Regions from separate parts of the Homo sapiens genome. Here all the other regions are linked to region 1. A link is a contact called in ENCODE Hi-C or POLR2A ChIA-PET data. All regions are on one chromosome and are shown on one strand. Each heading gives the region's core, a stretch centred on a gene start or an enhancer-like site at or near the end of the contact. The rest is flanking DNA. Distances are from core to core; before and after follow the strand shown. Region 1 overlaps THADA (THADA armadillo repeat containing). Region 2 overlaps LOC105374570 (a long non-coding RNA gene). Region 3 overlaps THADA (THADA armadillo repeat containing). Region 4 overlaps THADA (THADA armadillo repeat containing). Region 5 overlaps THADA (THADA armadillo repeat containing).

Region 1 (2,700 bases), core at 38-2,537:
AATTATTTGATTTTGGGCATTTAGGCATTCCTGTGAAATTGAAGTTTGCCAACTACTTTGTATGCGTTTTTGAGATAGGGTCTCACTTTGTCGCCCAGGCTGGAATGCAGTGTCAGCATCCTGGCTCACTGCATCCTCAACCTCCTGGGCTCAAGTGATCCCCCACCCAGCTGACTTTTTATTTTTTGTAGAAATAGATTTTCACAGTGTTGTCCAGGCTGGTCTCAAACTCCTGGGCTCAAGCAGTCCTCCCACCTTGGGCTCCCAAAATGTTGGGATTACAGGCATGAGCCACCACGCCCAGCTGGTTTACCCAATTTCTATTAGATGATGAACATGTGTGAAGAACTGGGTGCTGGGAGGTACCCGAGACTCCTACCCTAGTCCGCACCCTCATTCCCTAGTCCTGCCAGTTTTATCCCTTCAGTGTTTTTTTTTCTTTCTTTTTTGCCTTTTTAAATGATCACCTTGGCTTCAGACCTTCAGCGTTTCTTAAACCCACCTTCTCCTGATTCCTTCTGAACTTAAGGCCCTCGTCATTTATTTCTCTCCTGGACTACGGTGCAGTAGTGTTGTAACTGGTCTCCCTGCCTCTAATATTGCCTCCTCAACGATAAGAGCACTTCAGTGAAAATGGGCCCCTGACCTTACTGCTTAAAATAACCCCCCAGTGGCATTCCGTTGCATACAGAACTAGCTGCTTCACATTGTCTAGGAGGCTTTCTGTACTCTAGCCACATTTCTTCCCTAGCCTCATCTCCTGCCCTTTCCCACCTCAAATTTTATGCTCCAGTGTTATGGGATGGCCTGTAGTTCCCCACATGGTCCGTTCTGTTTCATGCCTTTGTTGAGCCTTTGCTCAGCTGGTTCCCCTGCCTTTGGTGGTGCTAACACATTGTCACCTGTCTTCCTCTTTGAGGCCTAGGTTATCATTTGTACCACTATATTGGAATTATGTGTTCATGCATTTCTCTTTCTCAAACTAGACTGACTATAAACTCCTTAAGGGCAGTGATCTTATTTAGCTCCTAGCACATAGTAAGCAGGCAATAAGTTTTTGGTTTTTTTATTTTTTTAATCAGAACTGAGAATATGAAAAGATCTCGGCAAATGAAAGGTAGACCATAAAACTTAACAGGAGGATAAAATTTAACAGGGATATACTTGGGCTTAAAATAAACAAAGAAAACACATCTTGGCTTAAGTACTGAGTACAAAGTGGGAGAAAGATGACTCACCACCATCAGTAGACCACGTCAAAAAAGAAGGGCTGTGGTTTCAGTTGACTTTGTGCTCCATATGAGTCAACAGTGTGATGCAACTCCAGTTCAGAACAGAGAAAGTAATAGTCCTGCGGGTCAAACCATGCAGGAGATTTGTGATCCAGCCTATTGGCCATCCTTTAAGAGAGGGTGAGGCATGTCCACAGGAAAGCAGCTAGAATAATGAGAGACAGTGACCCCATCATTTGAGGAAGGAAGTAGGAATGTTTCATCTGGAGAAGACAGAGGGGACACAAGAATTGTAATCAAATGTCTAAAGAGCTGTCATTGGGAGCCTCAAAATGTAGCATTAGGCCAGTGAGTAGAAACACAAAAAGAACTTTTTGACAATTAGATCTACTAACAATGGAATAAGCTGTCTCATGAGCTCCAGGGTACTGTAGGGTTCAACCAAGAGCTTCTGGGAAAGGGTGTTACAGAGGGGAGCTTCACCCCTGAAGGAAGTTTATACTAGATGTCCTCTTCTCATGGTCAGCTTTGAGGCTCGGTGATAAGAGGTCACTGAGTTCGTATTTATTGAATGTTGAGGAGGGGTGCCAGGAACGCATTTTCTAATAGTAATGCCTTTGTGCCCCTGTTGGAAAAATTATACATTACCTAAATGGAAATTGTTGTGGACTAGAAGTCTGAACCTTAGAGGGCCACTCACTTATGACAGTGTTTGAAATCTGCTTATGGGAGACATCTGATGGCCTCACGCAGTGGATTCAGTCTTCATTCTTTCATGTCCTTTTGTGGAAATTTAAAGTGATTATCTCTTTCCCTTTTGCTTTTTTTGCTTCTTAGTTCTGGAGAGTCTTGGCTTCTGGGAGGAAGTCAGAGGGATTATCTCAGGATCAGAGCTGATAACGGGATTCCCTTGGGCCTTCAAGGTGCCAGGCCTGCCCCAGTACCTCCAGAGCCTCACCAGACTAGCCATTGCTGCAGTGTGGGCCGCGGCAGCCAAGAGTGGAGAGCGGGAGACGAATGTCCCCATCTCTTTCTCTCAGCTGTTAGAATCTGCCTTCCCTGAAGTGCGCTCACTAACACTGGAAGCCCTCTTGGAAAAGTTCTTAGCAGCAGCCTCTGGACTTGGAGAGAAGGGCGTGCCACCCTTGCTGTGCAACATGGGAGAGAAGTTCTTATTGTTGGCCATGAAGGAAAATCACCCAGAATGCTTCTGCAAGGTAAAGTCTCCAACGTACTGACTGGCCCTTTACACTCCCCACATTCTTTTGTGAGCCACTGGAATGGTAGGATCATGAAGGCAAGATTGGGTTTAGGCTCTCCAGGGGCAATAGGAAGTAGATTCGGCAGCCAGTGGATAAGGACTCTCTTTTTATGGTGGTTGGCATGGCGTCATACCTGGTAGGGCACCAAGAAAAGCTTTTGATGATAGGAGTATTGATGGCAGAGATTAACCAAAGACAGAGCAAAC
Region 2 (2,700 bases), core at 136-2,635, 160 kb after region 1:
TGCAAGGCCCTTCCCCAGCCTCAGGCTGGTCCACCCACCCGAGTCTTTCCAATTCTGCTTCTCCAGATCCCCTGTGCCTTGCAAGGTTCCTGTCCTGCAGGAAGTAGGCCCACAAACCCTGCCGCCGACACCCCACAACCCCTCCTTCCTGGAGCCTCAGTTTCCTCAAGTATGAAAGGGGATAAAAAATGCCCACATCTCAGGATTAACATCAAGCAAGGTCTTAGATGAAAAGCACCTGGCCCATGGCAGCCGAGAAGGCTAGTTATTATTACTGCTATTGGTGTTATTGCCCGCACCCTGCACCTGCTGAGCACCTGCATGTTCCTCTGGGTTCCCGGCAGGGTCTAAATGCCTAAACTCACATCAGGTGTTAGGGAAGTTGTGTTGACCAGGGTGGACTCTGATTAACCTTCCACCTCCTTGCCTTGGGCTCTTGGAGCTGAGAGGGAGCACCATGGCTGGAGTCTGAGTGTGGCTGGCCCTCACTCAAAACAGCCTGAGTGAAGGAGGAAGGAAGAGAGGTTGAACTGAGTGGCTTGGGCCCCAAAGGATGTTGAAAGCTAGGCCGCGGAGTGACAGTTCTTGGGGGCCCCACTGTAGCTCCCTGCCCGCCCCACCGGCTGCTGTCAGTGGGAAGTGCACAGGCCCGGGGTGGGTAGAGGTAGGGTCCCAGCCTGGGCCAGCTCCCCGGGCCCTGCCACTGCAGACCTGGGCAGCCACCAGAGCTTTGCGTCTTGGGGTCAGCATTGCCTTCTCCAGGCTCCTCCAGTGGAAGCCGCCTCCTCACCGCACCCCCAGGCCCCACCTCGCCCCACCTCACCCCACCTCGCCCCACCTCACCCCACCTCGCCCCACCTCACCCCACCTCGCCCCACCTCACCTAGGCGCAGCCCCAGAAAATATCTATGAAGCACTCACTTCATAGATAGCACCTGTGCCAGGTGGTTTCAGTTCCACAACCTCATTTAATCCTCCACAATTCCCTGACATTTTATAGGAAAGAAAACTGGCTCAGAGAGGCTGAGTAACCTGCTCAAGATGACACAGCTTGTGGGTGGCTGAGTTGGCCTTCCAACCCAGATTCCTGTCATGTTCCTCAAGCCGACAGGTGGGTGAATTTGTGCTGGAAGAGACTATGCGACTAGGCCTCTTGTTTGTTGGGGGAAGAAATAGACACCCTGCACTGGGAATTGAGCGCCCCAGGCCATGCCGCAGGCTCCTGGCAGAACCAGGACGGGTTATAGAAACTTCTTTTGGCATTGGGTGCCAATGGGAGGGGCTCTGCCGGGAAGGCTTCCTCCTTTGCTGCCTCCAGGTCTCCCCTCAGAGGCCACCTCCCCACAGAGAAGCCTTTCTGGCAGTCCTAGCTGAAGTAGGGCACTATCACCCTCTATCCTGGGCTGGCTTTAGTTTTCTTTGTAGCACTTATTGTCACTTGCAGTTTTATGTATCCAATTATTTATTTATTGGTTCTCCCCCATGCTAGAATATGAACTCCATGAGCTCCAGGAGGGTCTGTCTTGTTCCCTTGCCTAGAATAGTACCTTGCACAAACGCCACAATTTTTTTGTGGAATGAATGAATGAGAGTGTCAGGTGATAAAGAAGCAAGCATACATGGGGGAAAGTTTGGTGTGATAATTCTGGTGGAGGAGGGAACTGAGAAGTAATTTACAAAAGGGAAGGGGCAGGGCCACTGTGGACAGCCATAGCATCTGGCACGAAGACTGCCAAGTGAATGGTGCCCCCTGCAGTTGGACAGTTCTCAACTTGGACAACAGTCCATGGTGCCCTTAAGGGTGGGAAGGGACCATCCCCTCAGCAGGGACTGAGGGAGAAGGGAGCCATGAATGGGGCAGGTCTGCAGGTGCCCTCAGCGGGAGGAACAGGCTGTTCCCTCTGTAAGGACGCCACGTGGTTGCGGTTAGCAGTTTGCCATCCGGTGTTGTCTCCACAGACAGTTGTCCAACCAGGGAGGGGGCTACTGCTCTGCTGTGAGCAATCGCTAGTACCTGGAGCACCCAGCAGGCTTCGGGCAGGAAAATCACCTGACACACCCCACAAACACACACCAAACACTGTGGACAAAGATAATCGCACAGGCAGAGGGGGGCTGTTTCCTGAGCCAGCCCCGGGCTCAGAGGTGGAGGACACTGTGTACTGAGGTCTCTCCCCTGAGCAGGGGCCTCGGTGAGGAACTTGTCACAGCTCTGTGGCCTGCCCCCCTTCCTCCTCCCCAGCCCCACAGGCTGGGCACAACAACAATCACCTGGCGATCGCAGGCCGTCTTCAGTGAGTCACCCTGCCCACAGTGAGCCTGGCTGGACGATGTTATCAGCTCCCCTGCTTACTTAATTCCTTGGGTGACATCACCACCGCCTCCGTCTTCTCCTTCTCGGCACTGTAGCCTGCAGCCTGGCATATCCTGGAAGGGAAGGCGGTGGAGGTCTCTTGCCAGAAACTACCAGGGCAGGTAAATTGGAACCTTCAGTTCCTTGACCTTTAGCCCCAAGGGGCTTGCCCTAGTTTCTTGCTTTGCACACAGGGGCCTCAGTTTACCTCCCAGGAGATGCTGTCTGCAGTGAAGCCCTGGGAAACACATGGCACCTCTACTCTGTGCTCATTCCCTCTCTCCTTGTGCAGAGGGGGTTTCCTGTTGGACAGAGGCCAAGCTGCTTGCCCTTCAATGTGTCCAAGT
Region 3 (2,700 bases), core at 110-2,609, 220 kb before region 1:
AATATATATTATACATATTATACATAAAATATATATTGTACATATTATTATATATAAAATATATATTGTACATATTATTATATATAAAATATATATTGTACATATTATTATATATAAAATATATATTATACATATTATATATAAAATATTATATATTATACATATTATATATAATATATATTTATATATATATTATATATATTATATATAATATAATATATTATATATTATTATATACAATATATATATTATATATAAAATATACATATATATAAAATATATAAAATATATATAAAATATACATATATAAAATATACATATATGTTATGTATATTATTTATATTGTGTATAAAATATACATATTATGTATATTATATATTATATATAAAATATACGTATATATTATGTATATTATATATATTATATATTATATATATATTTTTTAAGACAGGGTCTCACTCTGTCACCCAGGCTGGAGTGCCTTGGCATGATCTCAGCTCACTGCAACCTCTGCCTCTTGGGCTCAAGCGATCCTCCCACCTCAGCCTCCCAAGTAGCTGAGACTACAGGCAAGTGCCACCATGCCCAGCTAATTTTTGTATTTTTTTGTAGAGATAGTGTTTCACCATGTTGCCCAGGCTGGTCTCAAACTCCAGAGCTCACGTGATCTGCCTGCCTCGTCCTTCCAAAGTGCTGGGATTACAGGCGTGAGCCACCGTGCTTGGCTGAAAGTACACTTTTATTTCTAGTCTTTTTTATTTTTATACATGCCTGTTCTTATTTCACTACGGCTTGTTTTTCATGATTTCTTGTTCTTTATTTTTTTTTTTTTTAAGGGACAGTGTCTCACTGTGTCATCCACACTGGAGTCTAGTGGTGTCATCATAACTCACTGTAGCCCTGAATTCCTGGGCTCAAGTGATCTTCCTGCTTTAGCCTCCTGAGTTGCTGAGACTACAGATGTGAGCCACCATGCCCAGTTAACTCTTCTTAAATAGAAGTTATTCCCTTATTTATCACTTCAGTATCCTAAACATAGTTATTTTAAGGTTTTTGTCAGACTGCTCCATAAAATTAGTTTCATATAGAGTGAATGTGTGTTATTACTGATTTTTTTAGGTTGTCTTTCTTAATATAAAATTTATTTCTATATTTTGAATTTTGGCTCACTGGCTATGATGGGAGCCTTTTGTTTACTGATCTCTTTCTAGGCTCTTTCCTCTCTATCAGAGGAACTAGATTAGGTAGTGGTATTTTGGGTGTCCCCCTTCACAGTGAAATTGGGGATATCATAGATCTAGTCACTGAGTTAGTAGTCAGCCTGATTCAGAGGCCCCCTGTGCCCTTGGCTTTTCCTACTGCTACAGCCTCAGGCAGCTCTGGCAGTAGCCCTTTTTCAGGTTCTTCTCAAAAGAGATGAGGCTGCTGAAATTCTTTGGCTGCCACTACTGCTTCTAAATCTGTAACTCTTGGGTCTCTGGTATCAGCACACTCACTACTTTGCATTTCTGTTCATTTTTACCCAGATGATTATCTTGCTTTTGGACTCAGCTGGTTTTGGGGTTTCTATTTGTATATTTTGCATATTGTTAACATTAACTTGCATTGTAGGGGGATGTCCTGTCAAAATGGAAACTCAGCTGTTTCATCTCTATCATTTCAATTGAAACTTTTAATACTTGCTTTTCTCATAATAACCGATGATTTTAGAAAATGACCATTAAGAACTTATTAGACATAAGAACAAACTCAATCCTTCCAAAAACTGTCATTTTATAGAAGAGCAAAGTGAGAAAATGGAGAAATTTAGTAAATTGCCTTGGATTGTACAGCTACTAGGTAGCAGAGAAAGGATTCTAAACCAGATAACACGGGTCCATAATCTGTGTTCCTAACCACTGTGATATATTCCCTCTCATCTGTTAGTTGGGAAAAATAACTTTCTCATAGTTTGTTCCAAGAATGAAGTAAGAGCAGCTGTGAAAAGCCTGGTGTCGTACCAGACGTGTAATAGACATCCAACGAATATTTGTTTTTCTTTCCTTTGTGGCAGGCAAATATATTTCCAGTATGATAGTTTAAATAAAACTTGTGGCCGGGTGCGGTGGCTCACGCCTGTAATCCCAGCACTTTGGGAGGCCGAGGCAGGCGGATCACCTGAGGTTGGGAGTTCGAGATCAGCCCGACCAACATGGGGAAACCCCATCTCTACTAAAAATACAAAGTTAGCTGGGCGTGGTGGCCCATGCCTGTAATCCCAGCTACTCAGGAGGCTGAGGCAGGAGAATCACTTGAATCTGGGAGGCGGAGGTTGCAGTGAGGCAAGATCGCGCCATTGCACTCCAACCTGGGCAAGAAGAGTGAAATTTCGTCTCAAAAACAAAACAAAACAAAAACAAACAAACAAAAAACTTGTAAGTAGATTTTGTTTAAAATGTAGTATGTTTAATTTTAGTAAAAAGGGAGGGTGGAAGTTCCATTATTGGACCAAATTCCCTTGTATGGCTTTGAGGTCAGGACTTGCCTGGGAGAGGTGCAGAGCTGAGAAGCAAGGGAATCAGAGGAATGGGAACCGGTGGTAGAGTTCACACTGGAAACCAGATAAGTAAAGAATTCTGCGTAAAAGCTGGTTTGATGCTGGGGAATTCCAGAGCAGAATAAGAAGGTTTGGACTAGATGGTAGGAGCTGGTGCCTTGAGC
Region 4 (2,700 bases), core at 161-2,660, 190 kb before region 1:
AGAGGATTTAATGGTAATCTAATTGACTTGCAGTTGTTAACACTAGATGTCACTGTTGCTGCACATTTAATTACTTCCTTAACTTTATTTAGGATCCAGTTTGGCCCAGTGGTCTTTCTCTTGAGGATCTAGAGTTATATTCAAAGCCCTATTCCCTTCTTCCCTAAAAAAGTCATTATGCTTCATATTTAAGTTTTAAGCTAATGTTTATTGAAATGCATTTTTGTGTGATGGAACTAAATCTTAGGAATTAAAAAAATATGAAATCATTTTGTGATGTACTAGTGATAATTCTAATGAAACCTACTATGGTATTTCCGAATTATCATTTAAATTGCTTCTTGTCACCCTGTAACATTCACCAGATATTTAAAAGGAAGGTAACTGGCTGTAAGTATAAATCCCTTGAGCATGTTCAGGCAATACCAGAGAGCTTTTTAATTTTTTTTTTAACTGAGTATTTTTTAAATAAATAAAACATTACTCTTGTGGAGGGATGATTATAATTTTTATTTTTTAGCCTGTTCTTAAAGAAATTCTTCCTGTCACTAACTTGAAATCACTAATATTTGTTTCTCCTTAGCTTTGTCTATTTTGTTAATAATTCTCCAGTGTGCTACAGTTTAAAACAGTTGGGTCATGTTATAAGGCCTTGATAAATACTGGTATAAATGAAATATGATATTAAGTCATCAAACAAGTAAAATTAATGTTTAAAACTGAACTTGAAGAAAATTTTTTTTTGTTTTTTATGAAGTGATTCTTGAATATATATATAAATATATATACATTTTACTATGTATAGGAGAAAATGATCAGAAAATGAGAAAACCTCATTTAGGTTGTATCTGAGGGAGGAAGAATAGGGCAGTGATACTATACAATTTTAATTTTTTGCCAAAGTTACAATGATGGAAACCTCCATTATAAATTTATTCCTCTTGGATAGGAAAGATTACAAAATATATAAGATTTCTAGAAAAAAGGAAATAGGAATGAGAAGTTTTTAACTGTGAAGAATGTGAGAGCTTTTAATTTTAGTAATCTGAAGATCGGTATGGACCATTATGTGTACAAGGCTTCTGTTCCCTGTTTAACCCATGAAGATATATTTCTTGGCAGCTCCCATTAGGTTTGCTTTGCAAAACCTTTAGTGTCTTAAATTTGCAGTTGCTTGTGATGGTTCTTTTAGTTTTAGTTTGTTTAATTATGTCACTTTTTGTTTAAATGTTTATATGCCTGTTCCTTCCAATATTAACTTTCTGAAGGAAGGACCTTTTTCATCTGTTCTGGGTACGTAATGGGCACTTTAAGAAGGCTAGTAATAATGATATCTTGGTTGGTTACTTATCCACCGGATAACTAACCTCAGCCGGTGACACACCTCACAAGTCAGTTGTTTCCTTTCACAACCACAGATTGTCCTGCTCGCAATTTGGAAATGTGTGTTCTTGGTCAGAGGGAACTGGACATAAAAAGAACATCTGCTTTTTCCATCTAATGGGAAATAAAGGTCTGACTTGGAGTAAACAAACCTGGTTTCTAGGCATTTTGCTGCCACTGGAGATGACCTTAATAGGCCCCCTTATCCACTTTGCACTTCAGTTTCTCCATCTATATACCAGGAATAATAAGATCTGTGCTGTCTACTCCTAGGGCTATTGTGAGGATAAAACAAACTATTAGAAGTTCATTTTCTTTAACATATTGGAAGTCCTAGGCAATTAGAGATATAGTTTGGTTTTTCTTTCTGTTACCACTTCTGTGATTGTACTCATCTGATTGTCTTGCTCTTAAGACCGTGCTTTTTGAGGACAAGGTCAGTATCTTAACCATTCTTGGGTACCTAGAGTCTAGCATAGTATCTGGCATATAGAAGGCATATAGGAATAATTGCCTAATGAATAAGTAAATTTTGTTACTAGAGGAGAAATAAGAAATCTGGTTTCTACTCCTGCGTTTGTTACAATATAACCACTATAATCAACTGAGACAAAATAGCCAACCTCTCTGGGCTTTGGTTTTCTTCTCTGTAAAATAAGGTTTGGAATATTCCTGAGGTCTTTTCTTTTTTTAAAATACTAAAGTAAGGCTTTACATAATGTTACTGGAATTGTAAGTTTGGTAAAATGATGTATTCCCAGTGCCGTAGAACAGTCCCTGTCGCATAGTACAGACAAGAAGTTCCTGTTTCATATATAAAGAAAGGAGCAGAGGATCCTTTGTAAGTGTGTAGAGGGTACCTGTAATGACTGAATTTTTGCACCCATTAGTCTTATTTTAGATGTGTTTTTTGGGTTTTAAAGAATGAGAAAACAGAAGTTTCACTTGTGCTTTTAAAGTAATATTATTACATTTTAACTTTTAAAGCTCTTTTCCTTTCTGTTTATTGCTGCGTGACTGACTTGGCCTGACAGAATGAAGAACTGATTTTATGTAAAATCAGAACCAGCAAAGCTCTGCAACCTGTGCAATATGCATGTTTTCTAAAATAGCCTCCATCTCCATGTGAGTGAGCTCAGCTTCATAGCTCCTCATTTCTTACAGGACAGGAGCTAAACTAATATGGCGCTTAGCTCTAGGTCTTTCCTTTTAGCCCCTGTGTGTATTAACTTTCAGCTGTGAGTCCCAGCTAAATGATACATGTCAATATGTAGCAATCAGAAAAGGTTTATTTTTGACTTCTTGGAGTGTGCTTTG
Region 5 (2,700 bases), core at 182-2,681, 250 kb before region 1:
TCACCAGCCTATTAGGTGCTGTTGTGCAGCGAACAAGCTGTTAGAACAGAAAGCCTTGGAGTGATAAAACCTGCCTTGACAGCCCAGGTGATATAAGAGCAGTGCTATATAATGAACCTGGGTTTGGGCAGCAATCAACTTCTCCCAGCAATGTGGTTCATTGTCTGCTGTGAGAGTTCTTAAAGTCAAGCAGGCTTTTAAAGGAAACAAACCTTATTAGTAAAATGGGAGCTGCTTTGTTGTGTCAAGCTTCCAGAATTCGAGTTCTTACATCTTGTTTGATCATTAGTTGTTACTGAATTTTCTGCAGTGCTGTAAAACGTCATCAGAAGCAGCAATTTCTTAGTGATGTATTACATATTCTACATTCTCCACTAGGTGGGGATATTGTCTTGCAAAAAATTATCTCCACACTTAAATTTTTAAATTACACAAAATAATGTATAAATGTAATTATAGCCTATTGTAATAGTTTCAAACAACAGAGGTACATATGAATTAAAAACAAATTAAATTCCTCCAAGGTTTCCTCTCCAATTCCATGTCTTCCTTCTTTAGTGCAATATATTATTTTGTACTTATTTTATATGTTTATGTGTATGTACACTTACCCATTTAATGCATTGGGCTTTTTAAATAAAAACACAAATGAGGTTACCCTATAAGTACCATTTTGTCAGCGTGCTCTTTTATTTAATATAATAGTTCATCTTGGATTTTAAAAAAATATCAGTACCAAAAATACTCCTAAAACTAGAATAAGAGAGTAAGTAAGGCTAATTATAGCTTATTGGCCATGGGAATTAAATATATTTTGAAAGATAATTTGTATTTTCCTTTGATTTTAAAAGTTATATTCTACTCCTTTACTAATGCAACAGTCATGCTCACCAAAATAAATAAGGAGTGTATTTATTATAGTCATCCATATCATACTTTATGACAGAGAGGCAGAGTTTGTTTAATCTTTGGAAATTAAAGATTAAACAAGTTTTGGAACAATATTGTGTTTTATTTTAAAATTTAATTTGAAAATAATAAATTAAAATACTGGGCCTGGCATGGTGGCTCATGTCTATAATCCCAGCACTTTGGGAGGCCCAAGCGAGAGAATTGCTTTAGTCCAGGAGGTGATGTGGTGAAACCCTGTCTTTACAAAAAAATACAAAAATTAACTGGGTGTGGTGGCGCATACCTGTAGTCCCAGCTACTAGGGAGGCTGAAGTAGAAGGATTGCATGAGCCTGGGAGGTCAAGGCTGCAGTGAGCCATGAGCATGCTACTGCACCCCAGCCTGGGTGACAGAGCGAGACCCTGTCTCCAAAAAAGAAAAAAAAAAAAACTTAGCATGATTTCTTCTCATAACACATGCTCGACAAATGTTAGCTTCTTTCCTTCTGAGTAAATATAACATGACAAATCGGGTTTGTTCAAGCAGATTATTCTTGGGGAAATTATGAATAAGCTTGTTTTTAGAAACCTGGGATATGAGTAATCAAGGTTGCAATCGTTGTGTTTTTTTTTGTTTAAGGTAAAGAAGTAAAAACATGTGATGTAACTGCGCAGATGGTGCTGGTATGTTGTTGGAGAAGTATGAAGGAAGTTGCTTTACTTTTAGGCATGTTGTGCCAGCTTCTGCCCATGCAGCCTGTGCCAGAATCTTCTGATGGATTATTGACGGTGGAGCAGGTAAGGCACATGTTTATTCCACCATGTATAATTTCTGGTCAACGCATAAATCACTTTTTTTTTTATAACCCAACTCTAAAAAAAGGTTTAAAATTTTTCTTGAATAAAATCATACAAATGTTAACTGAAGAAAGTTCATGGTAATTTAGAATGTTAGACTTTATAATACATTTCAAAACTGTGGCATTTTTAGAAATTTTTTCTAAGGTATATAAATAACTGTAGATTTTACCTCACTTTTAACTGTAGTTTTATCTCTAATTTTTATTTCTCCATTTCACATACACAGACTTAAACTTTAGCTTAAAATTGTCTTATTTAGTAAAACTCCACAAATCTCTTAAATTTTGGAAAGAAAAAAAGTAACATGTTGGTTGATTATGGATCTCATGTTTCCCACTGCATTGATAATAAAGTTGTAGTCTTGGTTTTTTTGGCTGACTTTTGTTTTAAGACCACAAAGTTAGTTCACCATCTGGGACTGTTCAAGTGACTTGAGTGCGGTGTTTACAAGAAGTTAGCTTACCACAAGCATTTCATTTGGAAATATTTTAGATTTATTAGATTTCTGTTTTTAATTGATTCCCTCTTCCTTTCCATATGGTTTTGACAAATCCATTTCCCACCATTTTTCAGCAAAGATATATAACATGTACTTTCATTTTTAACTTTTTAAAAATAAAGGCAACTTTTTCCCTAGGGTGTTACAATTCAAGAACAAAACAAATATTGTAGTATGCTAATGCTGATTATTTCTATAATAACCACATGACTAGTTCCATGGAAATAATGCTAATACTTTTTTTCTCACACTCTGTGGCTTATGTTGCATGCATCTGGTTAACAGCTGCGCTTGTGATGTTGCAAGGCCTTGAGATGAAGAAAGGCAAAGGCGCACAGGACATTTCAGGCATCATTATGTTCCTTATTCTCTTCCAAATCAAATAGGCGTCAGTGTCCTAGAGTTACTTGCAGTCATTGCTGGTGACTGGCTGTAGTGCCAATGCCAACA

The links. A loop is a pair of places that touch in the nucleus more often than their neighbours do. ChIA-PET counts read pairs that join two places held with the same protein, here RNA polymerase II (POLR2A). Pooled maps may share reads with other maps.
Region 2: a map of naive thymus-derived CD4-positive, alpha-beta T cell shows a loop between it and region 1 (2.5-fold over the local background). The contact joins two enhancer-like sites. A Hi-C loop is called at or near these places in 1 of 168 maps with a recorded cell type or tissue (naive thymus-derived CD4-positive, alpha-beta T cell), 4 of 37 single-sample maps with no recorded cell type and 12 of 50 pooled maps. POLR2A ChIA-PET finds 5 or more read pairs at or near these places in 2 of 52 experiments (T-cell and activated B cell).
Region 3: a pooled map shows a loop between it and region 1 (2.1-fold over the local background). The contact joins two enhancer-like sites. A Hi-C loop is called at or near these places in 1 of 50 pooled maps. POLR2A ChIA-PET finds 5 or more read pairs at or near these places in 3 of 52 experiments (GM12878, K562 and OCI-LY7).
Region 4: a map of GM12878 shows a loop between it and region 1 (4-fold over the local background). The contact joins two enhancer-like sites. A Hi-C loop is called at or near these places in 6 of 168 maps with a recorded cell type or tissue (CD14-positive monocyte, Calu3, GM12878 and 3 more), 29 of 37 single-sample maps with no recorded cell type and 17 of 50 pooled maps. POLR2A ChIA-PET finds 5 or more read pairs at or near these places in 4 of 52 experiments (GM10248, HEK293, MCF 10A and 1 more).
Region 5: a pooled map shows a loop between it and region 1 (3-fold over the local background). The contact joins two enhancer-like sites. A Hi-C loop is called at or near these places in 2 of 37 single-sample maps with no recorded cell type and 11 of 50 pooled maps. POLR2A ChIA-PET finds 5 or more read pairs at or near these places in 2 of 52 experiments (MCF 10A and activated T-cell).

What each region holds. Positions count from the first base shown.
Region 1 is chr2:43,292,583-43,295,282 of GRCh38, reverse strand. It overlaps THADA (THADA armadillo repeat containing), which reads left to right. Exons shown (of 38, transcript NM_022065.5): 32 at 2,070-2,449. Among named protein-coding and RNA genes, the nearest start is that of LINC01126, 67 kb to the right of the region's middle. RefSeq lists a silencer at 1,679-1,973 and an enhancer at 1,250-2,449. Within about 2 kb of position 1,287, at least 14 of the 41 ENCODE cell types and tissues checked have a DNase peak (open chromatin) inside an H3K27ac peak, as active enhancers do; they include CD14-positive monocyte and GM12878, where a contact is called at or near this core.
Region 2 is chr2:43,130,781-43,133,480 of GRCh38, reverse strand. It overlaps LOC105374570 (a long non-coding RNA gene), which reads right to left. Exons shown (of 3, transcript XR_940018.3): 3 at 1,107-2,427. Among named protein-coding and RNA genes, the nearest start is that of LINC02580, 30 kb to the right of the region's middle. RefSeq lists enhancers at 1-209, 2,308-2,367 and a silencer at 1,768-1,817. Within about 2 kb of position 1,385, at least 16 of the 41 ENCODE cell types and tissues checked have a DNase peak (open chromatin) inside an H3K27ac peak, as active enhancers do.
Region 3 is chr2:43,512,195-43,514,894 of GRCh38, reverse strand. All of the region lies in intron 22 of THADA (THADA armadillo repeat containing), which reads left to right. Among named protein-coding and RNA genes, the nearest start is that of THADA, 82 kb to the left of the region's middle. RefSeq lists enhancers at 1,407-1,456, 1,467-1,516. Within about 2 kb of position 1,359, at least 3 of the 41 ENCODE cell types and tissues checked have a DNase peak (open chromatin) inside an H3K27ac peak, as active enhancers do.
Region 4 is chr2:43,481,846-43,484,545 of GRCh38, reverse strand. The region is part of intron 26 of THADA (THADA armadillo repeat containing); the gene reads left to right. Among named protein-coding and RNA genes, the nearest start is that of THADA, 110 kb to the left of the region's middle. Within about 2 kb of position 1,410, at least 11 of the 41 ENCODE cell types and tissues checked have a DNase peak (open chromatin) inside an H3K27ac peak, as active enhancers do; they include CD14-positive monocyte and GM12878, where a contact is called at or near this core.
Region 5 is chr2:43,540,147-43,542,846 of GRCh38, reverse strand. THADA (THADA armadillo repeat containing) reads left to right here. Exons shown (of 38, transcript NM_022065.5): 21 at 1,531-1,688. Among named protein-coding and RNA genes, the nearest start is that of THADA, 55 kb to the left of the region's middle. Within about 2 kb of position 1,431, at least 16 of the 41 ENCODE cell types and tissues checked have a DNase peak (open chromatin) inside an H3K27ac peak, as active enhancers do.